2 separate regions of the Homo sapiens genome follow, and region 2 is linked to region 1. Evidence: read pairs that join two places in POLR2A ChIA-PET (ENCODE). Cell type or tissue: PC-9. All regions are shown on one strand. Each heading gives the region's core, and the rest is flanking DNA. Links, peaks and the distances in the headings are about the cores only. Region 1 overlaps LINC01331 (long intergenic non-protein coding RNA 1331). Region 2 has its middle 56 kb from the start of LINC01335.

Evidence for each region. Peaks named below come from ENCODE experiments on the same cell type or tissue, not always from the same donor. Only the 100,000 strongest peaks of a DNase experiment are listed, where the experiment ranks them.
Region 2: POLR2A ChIA-PET joins it to region 1 with 10 read pairs; 2 of 35 experiments call an interaction of 5 or more read pairs at or near these places.

What each region holds. Positions count from the first base shown.
Region 1 is chr5:74,513,615-74,528,734 of GRCh38, reverse strand. The region is part of intron 2 of LINC01331 (long intergenic non-protein coding RNA 1331); the gene reads left to right. Among named protein-coding and RNA genes, the nearest start is that of LINC01331, 16 kb to the left of the region's middle. RefSeq lists an enhancer at 12,174-12,733. In PC-9, for the core only: no CTCF peak of the experiment used is centred there; a DNase peak (open chromatin) is centred at 9,324; H3K27ac peaks cover 1,982 bases.
Region 2 is chr5:74,245,113-74,260,232 of GRCh38, reverse strand. No RefSeq gene overlaps it. Among named protein-coding and RNA genes, the nearest start is that of LINC01335, 56 kb to the left of the region's middle. In PC-9, for the core only: no CTCF peak of the experiment used is centred there; a DNase peak (open chromatin) is centred at 8,972; H3K27ac peaks cover 2,372 bases.

The DNA of each region.
Region 1 (15,120 bases), core at 8,338-10,837:
GCCTCCCAAAGTGCTGGGTTTACAGGCGTGAGCCACTGCACCTGGCCTAGAAAGTGTCTTATATGACATCAGAAGCATCCCAACTTTATTCCCTAGGCATTGGAAAGCCTCTGAATGATTTTAAGCATGAACAGATTAATATTATTTTTGTGGCAGCTCCATGGTGAACTATTTGGAAAAGGGTGGGAGAGAGGACAAGATTCAAAGGAGGGAGAGGGTACCTAGAGAAGATGCAGTAATCTAGGCAAGAAGGGATGATGGCTTGAGTTTCCAGGAGCTGGACTACTCAGTAGATGGACTATTCATGAGGAAGGGTGAAATGTGAGCCCTTGCTGTCAGGTATGGAGAGCTAAAAGAACAATGGATCCATACCAGAGATAAGGAGTATAGAGAGAGGGGCAGGAGTGTGTGTGTGTATGTTAGCTGGAGGGCTCAGCTTTGGTTCCAGTTCCTAACTTTGGACAAGCAACGGCTCTTCTGCTGCTGCAGCAGTGAGGAAACATCTGTCTACCAACTAAGATGCTGACTAACGTGGTCCAGGCTGGTGATTCCACCTGGGCAGGCCTGGTCTGAAAGGTGGGCCTGGAGCCTAGTGGAGAGAGACAAGCTGGGCATGGTGGGCCGTGGTTTGGTGAGAGTTCCAAGAAGTTCAGACATAAGAGGCCAGGCCTCCTGCCAATATAAGTGCTGTTGCCTCTGCTCACTCCTTTATCCCTCTGGTGGCCCCCAGGGCTGGTCTGTCTTGTTCCCTTTCCCCCTCCCCACACCTGTTGCCTCCTGCAAGATTTCCATCTTTCAGTGACGCACTGAAAAGTTCCTCTGACAGTGGAGAGAATGGTTTTGGTTTAGAATTGAACTGGGGTCCACACAACAAGTGTTTGGCTTCCTTGGTGGCAGAAGTAGGACTAGGAAACAGAAGTAACATCTGGTTCAAGATTGTTTATTGAGTTGATTGGTGCCAAGGTAGTTTAAGGCACCAGACCGTGTGACCATACTTTGCCTACTTTTACGGAGCTCACAGCCTGAGATTTCTTTACATTCTGGCAAAGTAGTTACTGGTAAAACTCAGTTTTGCAGAACATGGCATTCTAGAAGCAAAGGGAAAAATTACAGTTCCAAGGGAGAACTTTCATTCTATTGGGGAAAAGTCTATGGGGAAAAAGAACAACTTCCCTTTTCTTCTTCCTCATTTCCTTGGAAGTAGAAAAGAGGTACTCAAAATGCTCAGACCACCTCATCTCTGTACTTTACCATAAAATGCTTTGATTCCAGGACATCATTTCATGTCAGCTTTGGCTTATGGATCTAGGAAGAACATGGGGTCGTTGTAGACAGGAAAGGGCAGATCCCAAAGATAATTTTAAAGCAGGGCAATCTAGTTTTTAACATGAGGTGTGTTTTCTCCAACCTTATTTTTCTTTGGACTTCTCATCACAAATGATAATATGCTTATCATTTTGAATGATATTTGCTTATCACTTATATCTTCTCCTGGATTAAGAACTTCTTGAAGACATGACCTTGGTTTTACTCACTTTCTTACATTGTAGGGCCTCATGCAGAGCCTAGCACCCAATTAAAAAAGCTCAGTAAGTGATTGTGAAAAAGATGTGAATGATTTTCAGAAACTTCCTTATTCTTCATGTTTCCCTCCCTGCCTCCCCTTTCTAGAAGGCCCTCACCTATTCAAACTTAAGGATAAGGGAAGCGGAGGAGAGCATATTCAGGGATCTAACACTTCCCTACAGGAATCTGTATCCCTTACCTAGTTCTGACTTCTCCGTACCAGGAAAAGAATCTATTATTCAGTGAAGCCTCTGAAACTTATTAACATTAAGGTCCTTAATGACTGGTAACGGCATGCTTCCTTATCAAAACAAACCCTTTTATTGATAATATAAGGCTAAACCTTGATTTTTTTCTCTCTTTTTTCTGAATCTCCCCAATTTCTCTTTCTTTCTGATCACCTCTGTATCACTTTCCAATCACCTACTCACAAAGAGATTGAATAATTTTCAGCCTCTCTTGGTTTTTAGTAAACTCTCATTTGGGGTTATTTTAAGAGACAAGCAATGGTCTGAATGTATATTAAGAAGTCTAAGAAGATAGGACAGTCTCTAAATTAATTCATCTTTTAAATAAAAGAAAGCAGCAAGTCTTCTAAGGGACAAAAGAGAGGGAAAAAAGTCTAGGCTTATGCACCTGTAGCAGGCCCAGCCAATGTGTAGCTATGCTGTTGCAGAATCTTAGAATCACTAGTGTGTGCTGTACTTTGATGTTCACCTAGCTTTTGTGTGTGCTTTATTTCCCTTTCTAATTTCTCCTTAGAATCTTAGCAAAATTCTTTTGAAAAGCCCACCATATGTCAGCTGAACCAAAAGAGGGAGAAGAAAGGGAGCTTTGTGTACATTTAGATGAGAAAACAAGACTTGTGGTAAGAGTCTGATATAGCCCAGGGCTGGGATTTCTAATTTTGGGGGGTGCCAGACTCCTTTGAGAATCTTATGAAAACTACGGACTCCTTTCTTAAAAGAATGTACATATGCACAAAAGTTTGTGTCCAGTTTTAGGGAGCCAGAAGGCTCTGTAGATCCCAAGTAAAGAACCCCTCTCTTGGCAGGAGGAGAAACTGTGGGTGAAAGCTGATATTGGTTGAGGCCCTCATTCCTTCCAACCTGAATCAGTTCTTTTCTGAGATAATTTTTGTCTTGTCCCTTGGATTATTTTATTCCATCAAGATCACTGTGATTAATAGGTTACATTTATTATTTGTTAGCATGTGATCTCACTTAATCCTGCCAACAACCTCATGAGGTAATTCTATTATTTGCATTTTGTAGATGAACCTGAGATTTATCAAGGTTCAGGAACTTGTCCTCAGGTCCGACAGCAATTAATTCAAATCCAGCCCATGCCCTTAATCCCTTTGCTAAACTCGTCCATATTTTTTGTGTTCTGTTGTTTTTAAGGATGAGATTCCTTCACACATCTCAATGATAAAGAACACCAAGATGGTCCCCAGTTTTACAACCATGTACAGATGCATCCATTTCTATGAATGTCATATTCTTAACAGAGCAAGCTGTTTTCAGAATGTTCAACTGCCATTCTTTTTGACATTCTGGGCAAACCCAGCCCTGTAGGGACTCTTTTTCCAATAAGTGCTTGTCAGAGGCAAAGAAGATGATATTGTTCTCATTAGAGGACAACTGATGTCCTTCATTTCCATAACTATTATTTGAGCACCTACTGTAAGCCAAGGCCCTATGTTGGTACCTCAGTAGATCTCTCTGCTTATTGCTGACAACTCAGTGGGGGAATGGACACTGCTTAGGCAAATGTTGACCAGAATTGGTATATTTCAGACCAAAACTTCTGCAGAGTAATGGTTCAGGAGACTTAAAGTTTTCCTCCTAAATAACACGAATGGAGTGATCAGAACTTGAAGGGGAGAAGTTTATATTGCTATTGGAATGTAACCCTCATTAAGGAACAAAGAAAGATGAACTGGAGAGGGGCCTGGGCTTGAGCTTCCCTTATGGTTTTCCCATAAATTCACCATTATAGCTGGGAAAGCTATCAGCAGCCACAGCGTATTAGCCCATTTTCACGTGCTGATAAAGACATACCAGAGACTGGGCAATTTACAAAAGAAAGAGATTTAATGGACTTACAGTTCCATGTGCCTGGGGAGGCCTCACAATCACGGCAGAAGGCAAGGAGGAGCAAGTCACATCTTACATGGATAGCAGTAGGCAAAGAGAGTTCATGCAGGGAAATTCCCCTTTTTAAAACCATCAGATCTTGTGGGATTTATTTACTGTCATAGGAACAGCACAGGAAAGACCAGCATGAGAAGAACAGCATGGGGTCCTTCTGACAACATGTGGGAATTCAAGATGAGATTTGGGTGGGGACACAGCCAAACCATATCATTCCACCCCTTACCCCTCCCAAATCTCATGTCCTCACATTTCAAAACCAATGATGCCTTACCAACAGTCCCCTAAAGTCTTAACACATTTTAGCATTAACTCAAAAGTCCACAGTCTAAAGTCTCATCCAAGACAAGGCAAGTCCCTTTCACCTATGAGCCTATAAAATCAAAAGCAAGTTAGTTACTTTCTAGATACAGGGCGGGTACAGGCATTGGGTAAACACAACCATTCCAAATGGGAGAAATTGGCCAAAACAAAGGGGCTCAGGCCCATGCAAGTCCAAAATCTAGCAGGGCAGTCAAATCTTAAAGCTCCAAAATGATCTTCTTTGACTCCATGTGTCACATCCAGGTCAGGCTGATACAAGAGGTGGGCTCCCATGGCATTGGGCAGCTCTGCCATGTGGCTTTGCAGGGTATAACCTCCCTCCTGGCTACTTTCACAGGCTGGACTGGTGTTGAGTGTCTGTGGCTTTTCCAGGCACACAGTGCAAGCTGTCCGTGGATCTACCATTCTGGGGTCTGGAGGTTGGTGGCCCTCTTCTCACAGCTCCACTAGGCAGTGTCCCAGTAGCAACTCTCTGTGGGGGCTCTGACCCCACATTTCTCTTCCACACTGTCCTGGCAGAGGTTCTCCATGAGGGCCCTGCCCCTGCAGCAAACTTCTGTCTGGACATCCAGGCATTTCTATATATCTTCTGAAATCTAGGCGGAGGTTCCCAAACCCCAATTCTTGACTTCTGTGCACTTGTAGGCTCAACACCACATGGCAGCTGCTAGGGCTTGAGGCTTGCACCCTCTGAAGCCATGGTTCGAGTTCTACGTTGGCCCCTTTCAGCAATGCTGGAGTGGCTGGGAAGCAGGGCACCAAGTCCCTAGGTTGCACACAGCAGACGGACCCTGGGACCAGCCCATGAAACCATTTTTTCCTCCTAAACCTCCAGGCCTGTGATGGGAGGGGCTGCTGCAAAGGTCACTGACATGCCCTGGAGACATTTTCCCCATTGTCTTGGTGATTAACATTCTGCTCCTCATTACTTATGCAGATTTCTGTAGCTGGCTTGAATTTCTCCTCAGAAAATGGGATTTTCTTTTCTATTGCATTGTCACGCTGCAAATTTTCCAAACTTTTATGCTCTGTTTCCCTTTTAAAACTGAATGCCTTTAACAGCACCCAAGTCACATTTTGAATGCTTTGCTGCTTAGAAATTTCTTCTGCCAGATACTCTAAATCATCTCTCTTAAGTTCAAAGTTCCACAGACCTCTAGGGCAGGGGCAAAATTCTGCCAGTCTCTCTTTGCTAAAACATAACAAGAGTCACCTTTGCTCCAGTTCCCAACAAGTTCCTCATCTCCATCTGAGATCACCTCAGCCTGGATTTCATTGTCCATATCATTATCAGCATTTTGGTCAAAGCCATTCAACAAGTCTCTAGGGAGTTCCAAACTTTCCCTCATTTTCCTGTCTTCTTCTGAGCCCTCCAAACTGTTCCCACCTCTGCCTGTTACCCAGTTCCAAAGTCGCTTCCACATTTTCAGGTATCTTTTCAGCAATGCCCCACTCTATTGGTGTCAATTTACTATATTAGTCTGTTTTCACACTGCTGATAAAGACATACCCAAGACTGGGCAATTTACAAAAGAGAGAGGTTTAATGGATTTACAGTTCCATGTGGCTGGAGAGGCCTCACAATCATGGCAGAAGGCAAGGAGGAGCAAGTCACGTCCTACGTGGATGGCAGCAGGCAAAGAGAGGCCTTGTGCAGGGAAACTCCCTGTTTTAAAACCATCAGATCTTGTCAGACTTATTCACTATAATGAGAACAACACAGAAAAATGTGCCCCCATGATTCAGTTACCTCCCACTGGGTCACTCCCACAACATGTGAGAATTCAAGATGAGATTTTGGTGGGGACACAGCCAAACCATATCACATGGTGTGGCTGAATAGGACAGGTACACACCCACTTTGCAGTGTGGGCCATTAACAACTGTGGGGCATGCCATTTTATTGATAATTGTATTACACAATATAGAATTGTAAGATTTAACAGGTAAAAGGGCGATGTTAAGAATGTGTTGTGCCAGGTGTGGTGGCTGATGCCTGTAATCCCAGCACTTTAGGAGACCAAAGTAGGTGGATTGCTTGAGCCAGACAGACCAGGCTGGCCAACATGGCAAAAACTCTGTTTTTACAAAAAATACACAAAATTAGCCAGACATGGTGGTGCACGCATGTAATCCCAACTACTTGGGTTGAGCGGGGAAGATTGATTGAGCCTGGGAGGTGGAGGCTGCAGTGAGCTGAAATTGCATCACTGCATTCCAACCTGGGCAACAGGAGTGAGACTCTGTCTCAAACAATACAAACAACAACAACAAACCAGAATGAGTTGTGTAGAAGATTTTAGATTTCATTCTAGGCCAGGGCTCACCAGGTAGGATTCCTCACTTTCCTCACCTTTCCCATTTTCCAAATCCTAAGTGTGACAAAGACACATAGCACACCCTCCAGCCTTTTAGAACACACTACACACCTCTTGCACAGGGGAGAACAGGCCTGCCCTCATTGTTCTTTTAAAACAAATAATTCTTATAAGATGTTGCATCATGTCAAATATAAACACAGGAATTGTCTTGGTGCACACAAAGCACATCTGAAGAAGTGGCTTTGATGAATTGTTTTTGTTTGAAAAGTTAATACATATTTCCAGGGAGAATGAGCTATTCTAAATAGGATATTTTCTTTCATTCATACACAGTCACAAAATTCAGCAAAACTCCATGTAGGTGGTATTCATGCCATGTCACAAATGCACAAAAAGCAGGATCTTCTCCACAAATGCAGATGTTGCCTTCACTCTTCCTAGCTGACATTTGTTTTTACAGTGGTGAGAGTCAAGGATAGTGCCACCTCTCCCTGTGAACATCCTTCCCCACGAAGCTCAGGAGCCTGTGCCATTTAAATATATGTCTTGTGCCCTGAGAGTTAATGCTGGCGGTACCTTTAGGTGCAGTTATTTCCTCACTAGCTCAGAAAAACCAGAATGTAGCTTTTTCAAATAGGCAGAATGGAGCTTTTGAAAATGCAAATGTGTGTGTGCGCTTGAGACAGAGGATGGCTTATAATTAATGAATTTTGTGTATTGCTTTTTGTGTGTGGGGGGGTCAGCTCAATAAAAAACACATTGCCTTTTTTTTGTCAGTGACAGATATTCTTATCAGAAACAAGGCTCTTATCGTACTAGTTTCCCTCTGACAGAAGAACAAGGGACTGCTGTGCATGGTGCTGATGGGGAGTGCAGAACAGACACTGGGAGTGGCCAGGGGTTTCTTTAAAGACCATCTGAAAACATTGGCATATTTATTGGAATAGTCATTAAGAAGTATTTTACTTAATACTGCAGTGTGAGGTCCACTATAGGGTTAAAGTGGGGATTCCTCACTGTGGTCTGTAGTTTTTAAGGGGTAAACTTGCCAACTCTTTAGAAGAGACTGAACACCCATCACCTACTTTGTAGATGGTAAATTTAAAAAAAAAAAGCAAAAGAAACACATTTCTTTCCATGGACTTTCTGAACTTATTCATTTTTAACATAAATTTAGTATCCTCCATGAACATTCAAGAAACAATGCCAGCTGGGCACAGTGGCTCATGCCTGTAATCCCAGCACTTTGGGGACGCCAAGGCAGGCGGATTGCCTGAGGTCAGGAGTTTGAGATCAGCCTGGGAAATATGTTGAAACCCCGTCTCTAAAACACAAAAAACAAAAAATTAGCTAAAAACACAAAAAATTAGCCAGGCATGGCAGTGCACACCTGTAATCTCAGCTACTCAGGAGGCTGAGGCAGGAGAATCTCTTGAACCTGGGAGGCAGAGGTTGCAGTGAACCAAGATTGTGCCACTGCACTCCAGCCTAGGAGATAGAGCAAGACTCTGTCTCAAACGAAACAAAACAAAACAAAACAAAAAGAAACAATGCAGAAAACACTAAGTAGAAGTTTAGGGGCTCAAAAAGAGACCTCATCTCACTGAAGTAAAGGCTGAAGAGCAAGGGCCCTCTCTGTGGGGTGTGTATGTGGTGAGCAGGGGTCATGTTTCTGAGACCCTTTCTGAGCAGTTGCCTTTGTGAAATTCTTTTACCTGGTGACTAGTTTGAGGACAGTCATTGAAAAATTTAGGGCTTCTAAACAGATTCCAAAATTGACGTTGATGTTTTACTTTCTGGAATAAAAATAATTCTAGAAGGTTCTTTTTCCTGAAGGTGTAGACACATGGAAGCTCTCTGAAATGAGTTTAATTAAGGAATTAGAAGTATCCTTTGGTATGCTGAGCAGTCTGCCCAATTTTCATTTATAATGAAACCTACCTAGTTGTGTGACTTGGCCCAGCTACTTTTATTTCTCTGTGCCTCAGTGTTCTCATCTGTAAAATGGAGATGCTAATAGTATCTACTTCGTGGAATTCTGAGGATCAGATGAATTGGTGGCTATAAAGCTTGTGGCACGTAAGAAGTACATAGTTAATGCTATGTGTTAGCCCTTCTTCTTCTTCCTTCTCCTCTTCCTCCTCCTCCTGCCCCCCACCCCCACCCTTCACCTACCCATCTTCCCTACCTCTAAGCAATTATTGTCACCAGATCATGTGATCACACTGATCTTCTAGCCCGAAATAGTCTCATAATTTTCCAAAAGAAAAATTCCCTTGAAAACAGAATAACCAAAAGAAGACAGAGAAAGAACTCACGTGTAAGATTCTCCTTTAGTCTTGCTTTTCTTCAGGTCTTCTCTCCAATCTCACAAGCCTAAGGGCCAGGGCTTGTTTTCCTTGCTTTGGCCAAGGAGGTTAGCCTGGTCTGGGGAGCCTGGTCTGGAGGAAGGAGCACTGGTCCCAGAGCCTTGTTCTGGTCTTTGTTCTGTTTTACCTCTGTGCAGGGTTGCGCAAGTCATTCCACCTCCCTGAGACTCGGTTCCCTCCAGTACAAATGAGAAGATTGGACTAATCGATCTTTAGGCCTCTTCACAGTTTGGACAGCCTGGGGTTTCAGCCCCCTTTGAACCTGCAAACTGCATGTATAATTAAATATCTCCTGACTGGAAATGTCCTCTGAGCTCAGGATGGGCAATATCTAAGATTCGGGGTGTCAGTGCATTTCAGCCCTATTAACGCCTGTATTTAGGATGGGAGCTTCGTCTGTCCCAGGGCTGTGGTCATCATTCACCACCGGGAATCTATAATGACTGTGAGCCATTCCCTTTTTCTCTCCTGACCCTGACCCCAACTTCTTGGGACTTCCCCTTAGGAACAAAGCAAGAAGTGCTCAGATGAAGGCGCTGTGCTATGATGAGCAAGGCCACAGAACACTGTGACTTGGCAGAGCCGGCACGGTCAGTCAGGGAGAGTGTCACTGAAGAAAGTAAATCCATCAGCTCCCCTTATTACTATGTAAATGAATTTATCGTGACTGGGGGGCGGGGCAAGGACAGGGAGGCCTCCTGGAGTCCCAAGGGCTTCAGCCCTTCTGATTTGCTGGGAGAGCTGCAAACAGGAAGACAGCCCAGGACCACACCTATGTTTGAGAGCAGCTCCAGGGGCAGCTCTGCAGGGAGTGTGGCATGCCCTGGGGGTGTCGTCATCATTGCCATCTTAGCACTAAGTGTTTCACTGGACTCAGTCTTTCCAGCAGTGTCCTGAGAAGAGTGTCCTAAGTATGGGGTGGGACAGGGTGGGCACTGGAGAAGAGGAAGGGTTTTTTTTTTTTTTTTTTTGAGATGGAGTCTCATTCTGTTGCCCAGGCTGGAGTACAATGCCATGATCTCGGCTCACTGCAACCTCCGCCTCCCGGGTTCAAACAATTCTCCTGTCTCAGCCTCCTCAGTAGCTGGGATTACAGGTGCATACCACCACGCCCGACAAATTTTGGTATTTTTAGTAGAGATGGGGTTTCACCATATTGGTCAGGCTGGTCTCAAACTCTTGACCTCAGGTGATCCACCCACCTCGGCCTCTCAAAGTGTTGGGATTACAGGCATGAGCCACTGCGCCCAGCTAGGAAGGGGTGATTTTGGAACAGAAGTAGCATGGAGGGTAGAAAAACCATGAGGCAATGGTAGAAAAACCATGAGGGTAGAAAAACCTGGGGAGGGGAGATGCTGTTGGCAGGAGCTGATGCGGAGGCAGAGACAGATGGACATCCTGCTAAGATGGCAGTTTCTACATTGAAGTAATCAATGCCTGTGATTAGGCCTGAAGGAGTGCTTTCCGGGAGTGCTGGAGCTGTTCGTGTCCCTGGAGCTCGGGGCCCTGGCAGGGGTTTGCTCACGGTGGCTGCTCTTGCGCTCTCACATTTCTGTCTTCCTGCCCTGGCTCATGGATCTCCACGTGCCCACACCACCCCCCTCCCAACCCAGTTCTGATCATAGTTTTAGCTTGTAAGTTTGCTCAGAGACAGTTTAATTTCATTTCTTCTTACAGGCAAGGAACCTGAGGTCCAGAGATGTGAAGAGAGGTGGCTGATGTCACACAGCAGGGCAGGACTGGAACCCACGTCTATGACCACTGATTCAGTGCCAAAGGGAGAGAAGGGGGAAGGGGATTCAAATTTATTTAGAGCTTTTCTGTCCTCAGCAGAGAGAGCTCTAGTTACTTGTATATCAGCTATTTCATTCAATGTTACTCTGTGGGGTAGGTATTATCATCCCACTTTACACATGAGGGAGTTGAGATGTTGGAGAGGCAAATTAATTTGTGCTGACAAATTGTGAACCCTCATCAGATTCCAAGCCCCATCTTTGGGACCTTCACACTCATGTTCTTTCCTCTGTGCCTTGTAATACAAATGTCCAGCATTTCCATTACTCATGCAGCTGGTGAATCAAACCAACATTAAGCCTGTCCCTGGCTCTTCTCCCATCAAAACATGGCTGATCTATGCTCCATTCATTTTCCATCCTTGGGAGGTCATGAGTTTCAAACAAATTATTTGGCTTACACAGTACAGTACTGAAGTGAAATTTTGTCTTTTGTCCCTTCCAGGTATCCTAAGCAAGGGGTGTCTTCTGTCCCCAGGAGTTACTTGTCAATATTTTTGGCTGTACAATGATTGTGTGGTGGTACTGGCAATTAATATCCTGGGATTAAGGAGGCTGAACATCTTTTAATACTCTAGACAGTACTATACAATGAAAAAATATCCTAATCAGAATGTCAGTTGCACCCTGTCTGAAAAACATGGTACTTCTTTAAAATGAACGTGTCTTCCCAAAGACTGTGTTTCATTGCAGGAATTTGGGACAGAGGTAAGCCCTCTGGCTTTTGGTCTGGAGATCCTTGCTGCAGTAGGACATAGTAGATGACTGCATAGTGTTCAGAGAAGTCTGGCTCTGCTTAAATGCATCCTGTATAACGTTCCTACGTTCTCTAAGCTTCATTTCCCTATGTGTTAAATGGGGATAATTATAGCATCTGCCATACAAGGATTGTTGTATTGTTTTAATAAGTCACTATGTATGGAGGGCTTACAATAGTGCCTGGTATAATTAATCAATAGATGTTGGCTTCAATCCTATATATAATGTAATGCATTATACAGAATCATTAGGACTCCTTTGTAAAATGCTCAGTTATGTGTATTAACACTTTGAAATTCCAGGCCAGGCGTGGTGGCTCATGCCTGTAATCCCAGCACTTTGGGAGGCCGAGGAGTATAGCTCATTTGAGGTCAGGATTTTGAGACCAGCCTGGCCAACATGGTGAAACCCTGCCTCTACTAAAAACACAAAAAAATTAGCTGGGCATGGTGGCACATGCCTGTAATCCCAGCTACTCAGGAGGCTGAGGCAGGAGAATTGCTTGAACCTGGGAGACAGAGGTTGCAGTCAGCCGAGATTGTGTCACTGCACTCTAGCCTGGGCAACAGAGTGAGACTCTGTCTCAAAAAAAACAAAAACAAGAACAACAACAAAAAACACACACAAAAAAACAAAAAAGACTTTGAAATTCCTATTGTTTCTTTAAATTTGGAGTAAAAGAACCTCCCAAATTTTAGTATTCTTAAAATATCCACCAGCTATTGGAGAATAAGGGTTCTAGTAGAAGTTGAAGTGTTACAACTATATCAAATTTAAAAAAACCAGATACACCTATGAACATTTTCCCAGGCTTGAGTGATGCCTCTGGGAGTGAGTTGTCTCTTCTTATCTGGATCCTGGGATGGACACTGGTGTCCCTGGGGTAATCCATCTGCGCTCATGTCACATGCTATGGCTAGGAATAACCAGGAAATACTGGAGTGAGGATTCACACTGGCTCTTTTACATTTTCCCAAGGAGGAGGAGGAAAAGAAAGAGGAGGAGGAGGAGGATGGTTATAGTGGTTCTTACAAATCCCTCAGCTGGATGGCTGGATTTAGGGCTGGGCATTTGTGCTTTCAAGAGCCAGGTCATTCTAAAGGAATGTGAGAAGTGCATCTCTGAGGACAGAGATTAAACAGTGGGAAAATAGATAAGTGATCTGGGGGTCTGTCGACTAATTGCTAGCTAAAAGTTAACATTTCACTAGCTCCTGCTGAGAAGGTAATGGCCAGGCTTCACACATGGAGTTTTATTATGAGAAGAGAGAGTAGCAAGTGTGGGAAGATGAATTTATCATCCCTGCACACACACCACCTCAAAACACACCTGTTTTTTTCTTAAACAGCTCCTTGTTTAGCATTCTTACAAAAGGCATGATAATGTTGGAGGATCAATGTAACATACTGTAAGTGATAAGAAGTCCTAAATGTCCTAAATTTATTAAAGGCCTGTTGTGTCCTGGAAGCTGTACTAAAGCCTATGGAAGATGCAAAGAAGAACAAGGAGTGAGCCTTGGCCTCAAGAGATTTACAATATATTAAAACACCTAAGACACCAAATACGAGTGCTTTTCAGAGTGGTTCTTAGAATCACAGGTCTGTTACAAAAGGAGATTCTTAAGATCCAAAGCAGATGGGACCTAGGAATCTGCCTTTAAAACAAGCCCTCCAGGTAATTCTGATCTACCCTGTGGTTTGAGTAGCATTGGCCCAGAGCAAATGTAGGCTCTAAGCCTGGGGTATAAAGGCTTCAATTCTGTGTTATATAAGCAGTGTAGCCATATCTTGTAGGAGAGCATCAAGGCATATTTGAAAGAAGTGTGCAGCCTATAGGCCTCAAGATGAGAAATATGTGGCAGGTGTGTTTGCAAAGTGGGGGAATTAGCATTGGGAGGGAAAGAATAGCATGACCTTCGTGGTGACCAGTGGAATAAATAAATATAATCCCAATGTTTATGGAACGTCTTGTTGAGTTACTGATGTATTCATCATTAGGGTTTAAACCTAATGCTTTTTAGTGTGCTGTCAGATCAGGAGGGAAATCCAGAGGCTTGCTTCTCCACAAATATTTATCAATGGATGTTTTGGGAATTAAAACATGCCAGGAAATAGGGGCAAAGTACACAAGTGCCTGTCTTTGTGTGGGTAGGTTGTGTAGATTGGGATATTCACTGGATGGAATAGTTGGTGACCTGTATTTATTTGGGGTATTCCTGTTTGTGATGTTGAAGGCTAATTCCTAGGAGAAGAAACTGTGAAATTTGCAAAGAAGAATTTATAGAGGGCCAGTGAGCAGACAGAGGAATGATTGTGTTGGGAACAGGAGGCAGCTTGGGAAGCTCAGGAGTTGTTCTATTCCCTGGCTGTCTCCCCGGAGGACTTTCTGTGGCAGAATCCAGGGCATGTTGTCCAGCCTGGGATCAAGAGGCTAGGAAGGAGGTGTAGGAGTGTAAAGCCTAGAAGTGGACCTATGGCCGAGCAGAATGGTCCCTGCTTTCTGTGACTAAGGCAGCTCAGAGAGTGCTCAATTTAAGCCTGGAGTGGAAGTAGATGAACTTGCTGGAAAGGAGCATGATCCTCTGGTGGGGCTGCGGCAGAGTGGAAACGTGAGGACATGGAAGGAAACTGGTTCATGCTGAAAGCGCAAGTCCCGTTAACTGAATTGCAGAGAACAGTGTCTGTTAGCCTAACCTTGAACCCTGAGATGTTCCTCCACTGCTTTTATGTGACTAGCCATGGGAAAAAGGAGAAATAGAGTCGTAGGCTGGGAGAGTGATAGACTGGGGTGGAAATCTTTGGACAAATCCATTTCTTATTCTCTAGGTAGTAATGGGCCATGAGTTGAGGAGTCAATAGCAAGAACTCATAGGGGAAGACTTTGGTATGTGTTTGGGATTGTGCCTTTGGGAGTTTTTAAAATCCTGAGATGAGGGAACAGACTACTGTGAAGGCATGATGGATCCTGTGAACTGAACTTTTTACTCTGTCCTTGGGACAGTTATAAATTGAATGTTATCCTGGCTGGAAAACAAAGGACACTTAGTTTGCCCCTTTCCTGGCCCCTGATTGGGCACTTTGGCTCAAGGTAGACTGCACTATTTTTGTTTAGTAGCTTCTCCAGGCTGTTCTTTTTGTTACTGTAATAACTAGTTAAAGGTTGTGAAGCATGTTCTCCGACCTGTGTTATAACTCTTGATCCATCTGCAGGGCACTGGGTAACCTCATCCTCCTGGTCCTGGGTTTCTTTTTGGCCCCAAACAAGTGGTGAGGGGATGCTGGGCTCCATCACACCGGAGGTTCAATTTTGCATGGTGAGTAAACAAGCAGAGAAGGCTTAGAAGAGTCCCTTTTCCAGGAGTACCCCACAAGGCTGGTTTGAAGCAAGGCTGGAGCCCCAGAAAGCTGTTCTTTAGCTCCACAGTGGCAGCATGCCCTGTAGGAACCCCTCTGATCCTTTGTGACACTCTTGTTCACAGTCCTGTGAAACGGTGCTCTGTGGGAGACTCTAGTCTGCTAGGAGAGCTCCCTTATTCTCAGCACGGACAGAGGGAAACCATGAAGCAAGGGACCTAATTTATTTTTCAACAACACAACACACCAGTGCATACTCTTCCAAGTAAGTGAGTGTTAGCCCTTTCAAAGTAGCTCCAAAGTGGAGTGAAAATTCCCCCTTGTCCCTCTGTCATTTTCTCCGACTGTATTCAGTGAGGAAAAGTCTTTATGCTTGGAAGGTAAATTGATTCTCAAAGACCATCCACAGTCCTTAGGAGTCAGGTTCAGTAAAAAAAGTAGGCCTAATTGTAATATCCTAATATTATCTTCTTCATGTA
Region 2 (15,120 bases), core at 7,567-10,066, 270 kb after region 1:
GTTCTCACTAACACGGATACTCAGGATCTAGTCCCTTCCTGAAGTGTTGGCACACGCGCATACCCACCTGCTTTGATATCTTTGAGTCCTAGCCTCATGAGTGGTTCAGAGCACAGGGAACCTCCCCAATTGGGTACAGAGGGAGAGCACGCAAGAGGCCACCCATGGGAGCTCATTCTTTCTGCTGGCATGGGAGAGAACATCTGCCTGGCACCAAGGGTATCCCACAGGGAAGCTGCACTGCCTGGCAGGGGTTGGGGGAGGGCAAGGTTGGCAGGGAGAATCCAGCAGGGCTCAGGACTAGGAGTGGCTCCGAGTGGAGCTGAGGGTAGGGAATGGAGGTGGAGGAGGGCAGCAGGTGTCATTGAGAGAGTGCGAGTGGGCAGCACAGAGGTCCATGGGTTTGTTTTCCTCTGCCCTTGGCAAAAGTGGAGGTGCTTTGGAAGGAACTGGGCAGGGTGAAAAGCAGCGCCCCCTGGAAAGACACAGAAGCCGTGGTTACTTGGATGCCAAAGGAAGCTGTTGGTTTTTTTTTTCTAAAAAATCACAGTGGTCCCTTAGGTTAGAGTCTTGGTAAAAATTTTTTCCACCATTCCCTCAATCCCTCACCCTACACACGCCCGACCCGGTGGTACCCTGCCTTTCCACACATTTTTCTTTGAACCCTGCAATCTTTCTCTCTCGTCATTTCATGCCCTTCTTTCCTTATATACTCTGCTCACAACTCAAGTCTTCTGTGATACTTCCTTTAATTTTGCCTCTCTGTACCTCGATTCCAGATGTCAAGGAGGCTGTGTGGCCTAACACACCATTTTTATTTGCTCTCGAGCTTGGTAGTCAATCCATCTTTTCTACCAGATGACTTTAAGGAAAACAGAATGGAGCCCCAAATTTTCCCTTAAGAGATGGAAGATAAAATATGGTTTCAAATAAGAATACAGGCAAAATATCTTACAAAAATGGGTGCCAATAGAAAGCATTCAGATACTCCCATGAGAAATAAAAAAGGTAATAGAGTATTAATAGTAGCTAATACTTGAGTGATTACTATAGGTAAGGCACTCTTGAAAGTGTTTCAAGTATATCAAAACACTTAATTTTAGAACTGTGAAGTGGATTCTACTTGTGTCTTTATTTTGTAGGAGAAGAGACTTGTACACAGAGAGGCTGGGCAACTTGTACATGGTTGCACAGATGTCCAGAGGCAGTGCTGAGATGTGAACACAGGAAGACTGGATTCAGCATCTGTGCTACTAACCAGGACACTATGAAGTCTCTCATACCTGTGGTACTAGGAAAATCAGAGAAAATTTCAAGGAGGGTGGGGCATTAGAAGCTGACTATGGAGGAACCGGTAGGAGTTGGATGTTTGGAAATAGAGGGCAGGGCATTGCAGGTAGAGAATGGGAGTGTATTCTGGATGCCAACACATCTGTGGCGGTCCTAAGATCAGGAATAGATGGTCTGTATCTTCAGTATGACTTAATGTTTCTGAGTGTAAGACTTAATCTCCATTTGAAAAAGGATAAAAAGAAGGAAAAAAAATAAAAGCTATTACGTTTCTGATTTGATTTTCAATTTGACAATATAATCTATACATTATGTTTACATTTGATTTTCCTAGTTTTTCTTTTTCTTTTTTTCCCCTCAAGATGCTCAGCTGCAAAATGCAAGAATTTGGGAAGATTTGAGCAAAGGACAGGAAAGAACAATATATTCTGGGAATGCAGGATTTCTTCCTTTGGACCTGCTTCCAGTGGAAATCCCCATGAAGATCCTCTCTTCCATCTGTCTGCTGAAACACAAAGAGAAATGCCATGAAATGAGAGTGAGGGAGAGGTTTTTTAAACATTGAAGATGCCTGAAAGCAGAGAGTCTTGTAGGGCTTAAGAGAGACTTTCATCTCCCTGATTTATTTCTCAAGGGAGTGTTAACTGCCCCCAGATTTAATATCACCCCTGAGTGACTGGGAGGCAGCAACTGGTAAAACTATTTTCACTGTCTCAAAAGCCTCCCTGAAGCACCAAGAGGCCAATTCCTCAAAAGAAGACATGCAAATGGCTTTAGAAACTGCAGAGCAGCCAGGAGGCAGCAGCTTATTTGCCTAAAAAAGAAAAAAAAAATCATGCTAGAATCACAGGTGTATTTTACAAGCTTTAAGTTGATTCCTCATAAGGGCAAAGTCTGACTGCTTCTCAGATATCAAAGTTGTGTTCCATGCAGAGTGGCCCCTTAAAAACTTATGTTGTGTTTATCAGTGACTGCAGGTTCAGAGCTGTGGTCAGCAATTGCCTAATTACTCTTGCGTGGCTCCTTTTGCTCCCTCCCTTCCGGGTGCTGCAGCCAGGAGTTACAACCCTGATGGTTCCAGGCTGTTTCTTGAGCATTTATGTGTTTCCCTTAACTGGAAATATTACACGGTGCGGCCGCCTCCCTTCTGGGGCTGGAATAGAAGCTATTTTATAAGCTTGTCTCATCCTCTGAAGTACCCTTTCCCCTGACCCTTCCCACACTCAGTCCCCCGCCCTGGAAGGCACAATCCCTTCCTCTGAGTCTTCCTCTCACACCCAGAGTCATACAGGATGAATACCTAGCCCCCAGGTGAGCTTTCTTCTTCTAAAGAATCTCTTGAACTTTAAGTATAAGACCTATTTAATTCAATCCTCAAGTTTAATAGAAGTGGCCAGCCCCCAGCTCCAGGTTTACACGAATCCCGAGACAGTAGAAATGTATCTTTTAATTGACCAAGAGTAAAATTCTGAGCTCCTGTAAGGCAATTCCTTTCAAAAAGCACATGGTGGGCTGGGACCTGGGCACCACAGCTTTGCCATTCCAGGAGACAGGCAACTAGCAGCCAAGCCTTCCAGGAAAGCATCAGGGGCTCTGACCCAGAGCTGGGACCCCGGCTGAGAAGTGGCCAAGAGCTGCTTTCTGGGAATTCTTTGCAAATCTTCCCTGCCATTCCCCCTGCAGCTGTTGGGACACAAGCATCTGCCTGGGCACTGGGGGGCCTTGTTTTGTGCTTGGTTGACATTTATCTTCCTGCTTACATGGCAGAGGTTAAATGGAGTGAAGCCAGGAACAGCTTCACCCTGGTAACTGCCAACCAATGACTTCAGTCTCTCTATGGTCAAATCATCGCCCCACCCAGCAAAGAAGCTCGTGGAAACCTCTGCTCCCTTCCAAGACACTTTTAATTTTTCTTCTTCTTTTTCATGCAGATGAGCAGTGGTGAAAAATAATTCTTCCTCATGAAAGTAACTTTATGTGGCTGCGTTCTGGAAAACTTGGGTGGAAGTTTGGCTCTGACCATCTTATCTATCTATGTTTCTCTTCTACCCCCACCCTGTTTTTTAAAATAATAATCTTTACTTTTATTTTTCTTGTCACTTTATTTTTAAATGGGCATTATGCAAACAGTACAAAAGCATTAACAAAATTATAAGTAAAAGGCAGGAAGAAAACATCCACAATCCTACCGCAAACCAGCCAAGTTGCTTTCAGTTTTTTTCATCCTATTCTACTGAGTGCCACATGAATATGTAACTTTACCAGCACAATTATAGCAGACATATATCTTTGCATCTACGTTTAACTGAACATTATATGGTAAATTCTTTTCCATGTTGTCACATAGAATTTACATTCATCTTTCTATTCTCTGCTAATCCAGTCCATTGGCTAAATAGAATTGGTTTAATCACTTTTCTACGCTTAATCAAGGCAAGTGGCTTTTGGCTTCTTGCTGGTATATAAAAGCACTATGGTTTTTTCCCCCTTTTGGATAATTTCCTTATGATAACTTTCTGAGAGGTTCACCTCGATTTTTGCTTTGGACACAGAGGTAAATGCTATTTTCCTATTTACAACATCTTCCATGGCCTGAGTGCTAGAAGTCTTAGTGGGAACCTTCTCCCCACATGTTGGGGGCCATGGGAGATGGAGCCAGGTGGAGGAGGGGGCACAGGCCTTTATAAAGAAGTGGAGAAAACTCACTGCACAGTTAATTAGAAAGTGCCATGAAGCAAGTCCAAACTTTATGGCTTTCCTAGAGTTGATGACGGTTCCTAACCAGGCCTGCCTGTTCTCTCGCAGGTGTGTGCAGCCTCCCAGACCATATGGTTTTTGGCTGTACCGGGCCTCATTCTTTGTTCAGCCCATGATCCTGTAACTGAATATCAGTTAATAACTTTTCATAATAATGTAGCTTGGATCAGCTTCTAGGTCCAAAAAGGGGCCCCATACGAAGCTCTGTCTTTTTCAGACTCCTGCTGCCTTGCTGGCACACCTGTAGGGAGACTTAGCCTCATGACTGGTCCCAGGGCGATAGCAACAGCCTAGGCTCACAGAGGGCTAGCCGAGGGTTCAACAGGTGGGAGGCCAGGGCACAGAGCTTATTCTTCAGCAATTTGTCTCTCTTGGGATCTGCCAGGAGGCATGGGGTCTTGTAACTTAACAAAAGGGGCCAGAGCTGCTTCTTTTTCTTTAACTAAAAAATATTTTATGGCAATTTACAACAGGCAGTCTCTGGCTTGTGTGAATTGATTTATAGGCATCCCTGAGAGGACCCAAGACTGCTTGGGATCTCAAGACTGGCTGGGCCAGCCCTGTGACCAAAGGAATTCTCTACCCTCCCTAAAAGTTGTGGGATTTCCCACAACCGTCTCCACCCCTACTACTTCCACCTGCTTCACCTCCTGCTTATTAAGGAACTGTCATCTTTATATATATTATTGATACATAATATTCCTATATATTTATAAGGTACATGTGATATTTTGTTACATGCATAGAACATGTAATGATCAAGAGTCACGGTATTTAGGGAATCCATCACCTCAAGCACTTATCATTTCTATGTATTGGGAACATTTCAAGTCCTCTCTTCTGGCTATGTTGAAATATGCAATACATTGCTATTAATTATAGTCATCCTACGTTGCTATCAAACATTAGAACCTGTTTATACCCATTAGCCAACCTCTTTTTATTCCCCTCTTCACCCTTCCCAGCATCTGGTATCTATCAATCATTCTACTTTACTTCCATAAGATCAACTTTATTATCTCCCAAATACGAGTGAGAACATGCAAAATTTGTCTTTCTGTGCCTGGCTTATTTCACTTATCGTAATGACATCCAGTTCCACCCATGTTTCAGCAAATGACAATATTTCATTCTTTTTTATGCCCAAATAATAATCCATTGTGTATATATACCACATATTCTTTATTCATTCGTCTGTTGATGGACACTTAGGTTGATTCCTTATCTTGGTTATTGTGGATAGTGCTGCAATAAACATGGGCCTGTAGGTATCCCTTTGATATACCGATTTTATTTCCTTTGGATCAACATCCAGTAGTGGTATGGCTGGATCTTATGGTAGTTCTATTTTTAGTTATTTGAGGAACCTCCATACTGTTTTCCATAATGGCTGCACTAATTTATATTCCCACCAACAGTGTCTAAGAGATCCTTTTTCTTGGCTGTCTTGCCAGCACCTGCTATTTTTGTCTTTTTGATAGTAGCCATTCCAACTGGGGTGAGATGATATCTCATGTGGCTCTGGTTGGCATTTTCCTGATTAGTGATGTTGAGCATTCTTTTCATGTGCCTGTTTGCCTTTTGTATGTCTTCCTGTGAGAAATGTCTACTCAGATCCTTTGTCCATTTTCTAATGGGATTATTTGATTTTTGCTATTGTGTTGTTTGAGTTCCTTGTGTATTCTGGATACTAGTCCCTTGTCAAAAAAACAGTTTGCAAATATTTCTTCCCATTCAACAGGTTGTCTCTTCCCTCTGTTGATTGTTTCCTTTGTTGTGCAGATGCTTTTTAGTTTAATACAGTCCCATTTGTCTATTTTTGTTTTTGTTACCTATATTTTTGAGCTATTGGTCATAAAACCTTTGCCTAGATCAATGTCCTGGAGAATTTTCCCTACGTTTTCTTCCAGATTTGTAATTTGGGGTTTATGTTTAAATTTTTAATCCATTTTGAGTTTTTCTTTTATGTGGTGAGAGGTAGGGCTCTAGATTCATTCTTCTACTTATAGATATTCAGTTTCCCCATCACTGTTTATTGTAGAGGGTGCCCTTTCCCTAAGTATGCCCTTGGCACCTTTTGTCAAAAATCTCTTGGCTATAAATATGTGGATTTGTTTCTGAGTTCTCTATACTCTTCCACTGGTCCTTGTGTCTGCTTTTATACCAACACCATGATGTTTTAGTTACTACAGCCTTGTAATATATTTTAAAGTCACGTAGTATGACGCCTGCAGCTTTGCTCTTTTTGCTCAGCATTGCTTTGGCTATTTTGGTTCTTTTGAAATTTTATTTGAATTTTATGATTTTTTTTCTTTTTCTGTGAAAAATGTCATTGGTATTTTGATAGGGATTGCTTTGAATCTGTAGATTGCTTTGGGTAGTATGGTCTTTTTAAAAGTATTAATTCTTCCAATCATGAACACGGGATGTTTTTCCATTTATTTGTGTCTGCTTCAATTTCTTCCATCAGTGTTCTGTAGCTTTCCTTAAAGAGTTCTTTTACCTCCTTCATTTAATTTATTCCTAGGTACTTTATTATTTTTTGTAGCTATTGTAGATGAGATTGTCTGCTTGATTTCTTTTTCAATGAGTTCATTATTGGTATATAGAAATGCTACTGATTTTTGTATGTTGATTTTGTATCCTGCAACTTTAGTGATTTTGTTTATCAGGGCTAACAGTTTCTTGGTAGAGTCTAGGTTTTTCTAAATATAAAATTATGTCATCTGCCAAGAAGGGCAATTTGATTTTCTCCTTTCCAATTTGGATGCCTTTATTTTTTTCTCCTGCCTAATTGCTCTGGTTAAGACTTCCTGTACTATGTTGAATAGGAGTGGTAAAAGTGGACATCCTTGTCTTGTTTCAGTTTTTAGAGGAAAGGCTTTCAGTTTTTCTCCATTCAGTATGATGTTACCTGTGGGTTTGCCATATATGACCTTTATTATAGGTAAAGGTATGTTCCTTCTATTGCCCAGTTCATTGAGAGTTTTTATCATGAAGGGATGTTGAATTTTATGAAATGATTTTCTTCATCTATTGAGATAATCATACGGTTTTTGTCCTTCATTCTGTTGATGTGATATATCATGTTTATTGATTTGTGTATGTTGAATCATTTTTGCATCCCTAGGATAAATTCCACCTGATCATAATGTATTATCGCTTTGATGTGCTGGTGGGTTTCATTTGTGAGTATTTTGTTGAGGATTTTTGTGTCTGTGTTCATCAGGGATATTCCTGCCACTTTTTCTGCTTGTTCTTTTTCCCTGGTGGCAATGGCCAAGGGTATGGGTGGGAGGGAGACCCTCGTGGCTATTGCCTTCCACAATCACCCTATGAGGCTTCAGACTCAGCCCAGCTATTGGAACGTGCTCATGTACCGGAGTGGCCAGGAGTCCTGGGGAGCTGGGTGTCCCTTTGATCCTATTGGAATCTGATCATCAGAATCACCAGGGAACTTTGAAAAAATACTCATGCCTCACTGCAGACCTACTGAATAGAAATGGCCGGAAATGTCCTTCAATCATTCATATAAGCAGTTATTGACAAGTGACAGTCTTCATGAACTTGTGTTTTGATCCTTCATATATGGAAAGACTCATCACATGACATGAATCAGTGTCTTTTTCTCTGCAGTTTGGCCAGGCGGTGAGGGGTGAGAAGACTTGAGCCTAGGGGTGCGCCCTTCCCAGTGTCACCAAACAAAAAAACACCTCTTGAAACTGTCTGCCAGCCAGAAAGATGAGGGGAGGCAGAAAGCATTTCAACTTGGCAGTCACCTGGGAAGGGAGGGATGGGTCTCAGCAGCAAGGGGGAAATGGGAAAAGGCACCTTGGAGCCCTGAGCAGGGAGCACAGTGACAAGAACCAAGTCCAGGGCCTGCAGGTGCCCTGGAGCTTGCCCTGGCAGGAGATCTTCACCCCTTACATGTCCTTGTCCACTCAGCTGGACCCCTGCCAACCAGACGTCTCCACACCCAAGGCCTGAATGAGGGAGGGGAGTTTGGGATTTTTCTTTTTTACTCATGCTGTGTCCCAGCATCCAGTACAGAGCTTGGCCCCGGTGAGTCAGCCTTTCTTGAATATTAAAAGCTAATATTAATTTATTTGTAATAACTTAGGAGCTGTGCTATCTTCCTATATGATCTCATTTAATCTACACAACAACCCTAGGAGGAAGACCTCTTAGTCTCCCCATCTTAACTGTGAAGCTGAGGCAGTGAGAGATCAGGGGATTTGCCCCAGGTCTCACTGCTGGTAAGAGGAGAGTTTGAATTAGAACCAAGGCCGGAGCCTGAGCTGCTCTGCTCGGTGGTCCTGCGTTCACTCAGCCGTGGCCCAGGTGGCTGGCAGGTTTTGCTGCAAGAGCCAGCCTCTAAGTCTAAAAACATCATGTATCACACAAGCATTTGTAAGTGTCCTCAGAGCCTGAATCTGATGTACGGCATTATCCCCATGGAAAAATGTCCTCATCATTTCAAACATGAAGCTTAGGGAAATTCTACTGAAGCCTGGCCAAATGGATCAAAGCTACAGCACAAGTTGAGGTTCTCAGTATTGCTTCACTCCATTCCTTTGGATGACATTCCCAAGAAATAAAGCCAAAAGAAAGCTTCGATTAGATACTGTGCTGATTCCAATAGGGACTTGGGAGACACTCAAAGCCCTCCATGATTTTTGTGCACATAGGAAAAGTTCACAGGCAGATGCCAGAGTGAGAAGATCACCCACTTCGCTCCTTTCCACATCAGGTCAAATGCATCCATTTTCCTCAGTCTCCTCTGGGCTGTGGGAGGAGACATCCTGGAGAAACCACGAACAAAGCATTGCTTAATGTAAGCCTGCTTGATGGACATGTTACGAGGGAGGGATGGCTCAGCCTTCAGAAATATTTACAGCAGGATGTGAGGGGGAGTGGCTCTGAAAGTGTGTGTGGCTGGGGGAGTAGTGATTCAGGAAGGCACTGAGCCATTCCACTGTTGGAAGGGGCAGGCTTTTGCTCCCTAAGCAACACAAGCAGAGGCAACAATGACTTCCTGGCAATACAATTTTCCTTGTATACTCACCTAAACCTCTTTCTTTATCCTACTTAACAAACACGAGTGCCTATTACTCAGTCCCTGAGTTATACACTAGCCTAAAAATGTTGAAAGAGCCATTAGTTTATGTTATGGACAAACAGAATCTTAAAATAAGAAGAGTGAGTGTGTGAGAGTGTGTGTGTGTGTCTGTGTGTGTAGGTGTGGCATGCTGGTGGGGATAATGCAGAGGGAGTGGTGATGATGTTGGGGTGTGTGTGTGTGTGTGTGTGTGTGTGAGTGCTCATGTGTGCTGTGTATGTGGTGTGATGGTGAATATTGCGAATGCCCTGGAGAAAAGATTTTTTGCTTCCACTTTGTTAAGTGAAACAGCACATTATGGTGAACAGCAAACTTCCCTCAATATGCTTCTCCTGGTACACATTCCCTGCCATAGATAAAGTCAAGCAGACATCCTAAGCTGGGGAGAGAAAATGCTAGAGGATGCAGGTTCTTGGAACTTATCGGTAGAAAGATAAGGATTGTGTTTGTGGTTGGCTCCCTATTTTATACGCAGACAGAAACAGATAGTGTCCCACTAGGGAAGTTGGTGAGGAGATATTCCTGGGAGCTGGCCAGCACATGGGCACCTGCTCTGCCCAGGTTCACCCACCAGCTTATGACTTGGCCACAGCGCTACCCCATCACCTCCAACTGGCCTAGTTGGCACTCAGCTGAGGCTGATGTTTTCTTGCCCTACTGGAGTAATAAGGTCAGCAATGACCTGCCCAGTGCAAGGTGGGGTTGTAAGGAGGGCAAACACGAGAAAGGACTAACCAATCCCATCCCCCATTGGTGGTGCCCACTCTTCTTCTGTACAGCTTTCAGTCAAGACCCAGCACCCTTGTGTCTCCCCATGGATTTCTTTTGTTTTTTTGTTAGGCTCCTGGGTCCTCAATTTCCCTCTCACTTGTTGGAATTTTTCAGAATTGAGTTTACTTTGCCACATTGTTAGGAGCAGGAAAGATTTTTACTTTTGATTATTTATTTTGTAACCAGCCACATTATCAAGTTACCTCATTTGTTCTAATTATTTGTCAGGATTCGGAGGAATTATTTGACTCTTAGCTTTTGTGATGTAATATTATGGGAAATTCTGATAATCTAGTTTATTTCCATTTTCAATGTAATTTTATATACCAAAATGTTTGTGGGTTTCCATAGTCTCTAAATTTGGAGTTGAATTTGAATTTTTATAACTTCACCAGAGTATGCCATGTGTGGAAACTTTTTCCCCAAACCATTTGTAAACCTTTGATTAGAAATCTCAAGTCTTTCTTCAGGCATCCTGTTGCTGTTCTCTCCTGGAAAAAAAAAAAAAGTTTTATTGGATTTGTCCATTCTGTCTTTGATAGGCTGGCTCATTGTGTAATTTTCTTTATCTTTTCCTGGTGAATAGTAGGCAAATATCTTGTCTTAAAATTCTCATTTATTAGTTTAGTATCTAGCTTACTGTTTATTATCTCTGTCGTCTCCATTGTTTCTTTAATTTGCTAATTTTTTAACATCTGAAAGCAATCCTTGTTCACCACAGATTGTGTTTTCTCAGATCTCAATTTTTTTGTTTTTGAGGGGGAGTCTCGCTCTGCCACCCAGGCTGGAGTGCAGTGGCATGATCTCGGCTCACGGCACCTCCGCTTGCCGGGTTCAAGGGAATTCTCCTGCCTCAGCCTGCCGAGTAGCTGGGACTACAGGCACCCGCCATCATGCCGAGTAGCTGGGACTACAGGCACCCGCCATCATGCCGAGTAGCTGGGACTACAGGCACCCGCCATCATGCCCGGCTAATTTTTGTATTTTTGTAGAGACTGGGTTTCACCATGTTGACCAGGCTGGTCTCAAACTCCTGACCTCAGTTGATCCACCCACCTTGGCCTCCCAAAGTGCTGGGATTACAGGTATGAGCCACCACACCTAGCCTCATATTTTTTAAAACGTGTTTCACTGTTTCTTAGAGGCAGAGCATGTATTTGCTCTGAATTTTAAAATTGGCCCTTGTTTTAAACAATTTTATCTTTGTGTATGTCCAGTGACTGACCTTCCTTCCTTCCTCACTCCCTTCCTTCCTCCTTCCCTCCCTTCCTTCCTTTGTTCCTTCCTCCTTCCCTTCCTTCTTCCTTCCCTCCCTCCCTTCTTCCCTCCCTCCATTCCTTCCTCCCTTCCTTTGTTCCTTGCTTTCTTCTCCACTACAGAGAAAAGTCTATGCATGTCCAATACTAAGTGTTGAGGTAGATTTTATTAGAGTTTATGTAGGTACTTGTCTGCATATTTTAGTCCCCAACTAAAGGTGAACATTCAAAGTTTATCTTTTCTCTAGTCCAATTTAATTAAACTGAGGTTCTCATTGTCTGTGAAGCCCAGCCCTGGGGCAGGGAAGTTCCTGCTCTGAGAAGCATTTCCTATGTATACCTGTTGTGACAAAACCAAGTTAACTGCTCCTATTTTCTGATTGAGGTGGATGCCCTCTTTTAATAAACAACCAAAAGAAAGCTTTGTTTTACCTGGTCCTCCAGCCCACATCAGGTGACACTGCAGCGAGGTACCCATGGTGAGCTGCCACATGTGTGGGATTTCCCAGACCTGTTTGTCCCCCAGCCCACCTTCAGTTTCTAGCTCCTTTCCCATTGACCTTGAAGGTGTATTTCAGCTTTGTTAGTGACCACAATCAGTTCCTCCTAGTTGTGTTTTTCTGTCACATACTTAACAGATCATATTTTGTAAATGGCCACATGCCATTCATTTCTGCAGCCCCTATCACAAAGGGTGTATGGTTCTCTTCCCCTTGCAAATGATCTGGCCTTTATGAACAGAATACAGTGGAAATGGCATTCATGACTTCCAGTGCCAAAACAAGAAATGCAATCTGGCTTTAGCCTGATTCTCCCTTTCTGTCTGTTTCTCCTCTGTCTTCTCTTCTTTCTTTTTTCTCTCCTTTCTGGGTGTATGCACCTTGGGAGCCCTCAGCCAACATGCAAGACCTTTGCTGCCCCAAACCACCATGCTGCAGAGACACTGGGGGAGAGACCACATAGAGAGAGGTGGAAATGCCCCAGAAGCCCCGTGGGTCTTCTCTCATGAACCATGAGACATGTGAATAGCAAGCCTCCAGATGAGTCCATACTCCAGCCTTTGAGCTTCTCCAGTGGAGCAGAGATAAGCTGATCCTGCCGAGTCTTGCCCAAATTAAGATTCATGACCAAAATAAATGATCTTGCTTGAAGTCACTAAGTTCAGGGGTGCTTGGTTGCACAGCAGTAGATAAGTGGAACACACATGGTAACTTGCAGGTGGAGGTGTCCTCAGTCTCATTCTGCTTTTATATGTGGCAAATATTTTTCACAATGTCTGGCCTTTCATGTTATCTTCCCCATTTCGTGTTGATAAAGATATTTTCTTATTTTTGTGCTTTCTTCTTCATTTTAGTAGAATTGTGGGTGAAGAGAAAATAAAAATGTGGTCTCAAATTGCCACCTTCAACAGAAACTTGTGATTTAGTTTCCAATTCACATACCATGTTATTCCATAAAACCTCATTCTTTATTTGCACGTCAGTGTCAATTAGTTTATTGGTCAGCTGTTGTCACTTAGTAAGGCCCCGCTCTGCTGGACTCTTCCTCTGACCTTGTCTGTGTGCACAGATGACATTAATTTATAATTTAGGGGGATTTCTAGGTGTTCATCTCTTTGATCAGTAAGATAAACTACTTCTAAATGTCATTAATCTATCAAGGCAGGTTGGCACAAAATAACCAGAGCAGAGTGTCGCCCAAAGAAAAGTAAAAATAATAATGCCCTCCTAATTTCATGTGGACTCAACAATTCTAAAATCATCAGGATCTGTAAACAGAATGTCAGAACCTAAAAGATTAAAATTCCTAAACAATTAGTTTTGTTAAATGGGGAATAAATCATTGATTATCTTCCACCTGGGTTGACATGATTTCAAGTGTTTAAAGTATTTCTGAACATGATGCATGCTCACAAGTGATTTTCATTGCCATCTCGTCTTGGTTGGTTTTCAGAAGTTGAACTTGGAACATTCCTCTTTCCATCTGATCCACTCTTCTTTCTTGTGTTCCCCCCCCCCCGCCCGCCAACGCCTCCTTCTAATGAAACATCTGAACAGACTGTGGACCAGTTAAGTCTTTGGGGGAAATAAACTCTTAACCATTAAGAGGAGGGTTGGGTGCGAATCATCTGGCAGGATGGAAGGGCACAGACTTTGAGGCTGGACTTGGGAATCTTGGCACTGCCACTTGCTGGCTTGTGATCTTGAGTAAGTTGCCTTTTTGGCGTGTTAGTCTCTTTATCTGAAAAACAGGCATAATTTCATGAGTTTGTTTGATAAGGCTGCCATAACAGAATACTACAGACTGCGTAGCTTAAACAACAGGAATTTATTCTTTCATGGTTTTGGGGGCTAGAAGTCCAAGGCCAAAATGTTGGTGGGGTTGTTTGCTTCTGTGGTTTCTCTCCCTGACTTGTAGATGGCTGTCTTCTCTGCGTCTTCACATGGTTTTCTCTTTGTGTTTCTGCATGCTAATCTCCTCCTCTCATAAAGACATCAGTTATGTTGGATTAGGCCCAGTGTAATAACCTAATTTTAAATAAGTACTTCTTTAAAGACCCTATATCCAAATGTAGTCACATTCTGAGGTACTGAAGGTTAGAGCTTCAATGTATTAATTTGTTGGGGGGTGGGGGAGACACACTTCAGCCCATAGCACTCATCTTTCCTAAAGGGGTGCTCTGAAATACTGCAGATAAAGTGCCTGGTACATAATAAAGATGTTAAAATATTAGCTCTCCTTCCTTTTCTCAATTTTCATTCCTTGTCCCTGGCATAGAAGGGAATGTATTTCCTTTACCTTCAATGTAATTGTTCCTCCTTTCCTTTGTGAGAAATCATGGAAAGGCAATCTGTCTTTATATTTCCCCTTTGCAAAGATCCTACATCATTAGTTTCAAATGGAATTCCAACAATTTTTCTCCTCTCTTCCGGAATGTGGACATTTTGGTTGGAACTCCAATAGTCCCCCTGAGACCAGGAGGTGACCTTGAGGTTGGAAACCCCATATAAGGTGGAGGAGTGAAAATATAGAACAAACTCAGGACATAGTTGACAGTGAATAGGTGCCTGTCAGCCTTGGATGGCCTACCTCAGAACTTTATGTTCCAAGAAAGAAGAAAAACCCTCGATATAATTTGTGCCATTGCAGTTTTAGCCAAAAGCAACTCATAATTAATGTGGAATTTGAGTTCAGTTGCCAGTTCAGTTGCCAAATTTAAGGTGCATATTAATAAACTTGTTTAATGTGTTTAAAAATAAATTAACTTCATGTCCTTCAAAGCTTAAATTCTGTGTCTTATGGATGACCACTGTGTGGGTACATGTGCATAAATCCGTGTTCCAGGAAGCAGCAGACGGAGGAGTGGGCAGAGCTGGAGTGAGCTTGCAGACAGTTGCTATGAGATAAAGTCAGACCACCAAGCAGGAGATGAAGCATGCACGGCCTAGCCGTCCATTGTAATAATTCAGTAATTATTCTAAGTGAAATGGACAGCCATTCTCTGATTTGCATTTTAAAAATTTTGGTTTTTCTTAAAGAAAGGATTGTGGGGGTAGGGGCAAGCATAGAGGTAGAAAGACCATTTAGAAGACAATCAACTTAGTTAAGGCAGAAGGAAGTGGTGACTTGGACTAAGAGGGTGGCAGTGGCAGTGCAGAAGGAAGAAAGTGGTCAAATGTAAGACATATTCTGGAAGTAGCACCAATGAAATTTCTTGATTGTTTGGATGTAGAATTTGAAGAGTGGGAGGAGTCAAGGATGACATACAATTATCTCATTTTAATAACTGAGCAGATAGGGATATTTAAGGAGATGGGGAAGGTAGGGGGAGATCTGGGTATTTGGGGAGAGGCAGATGGGATTAAGCAGTCTGCTTTGGATATCTAAAGTTTAAAATGCCTGAGATATACAAGTGTTAACATCAGG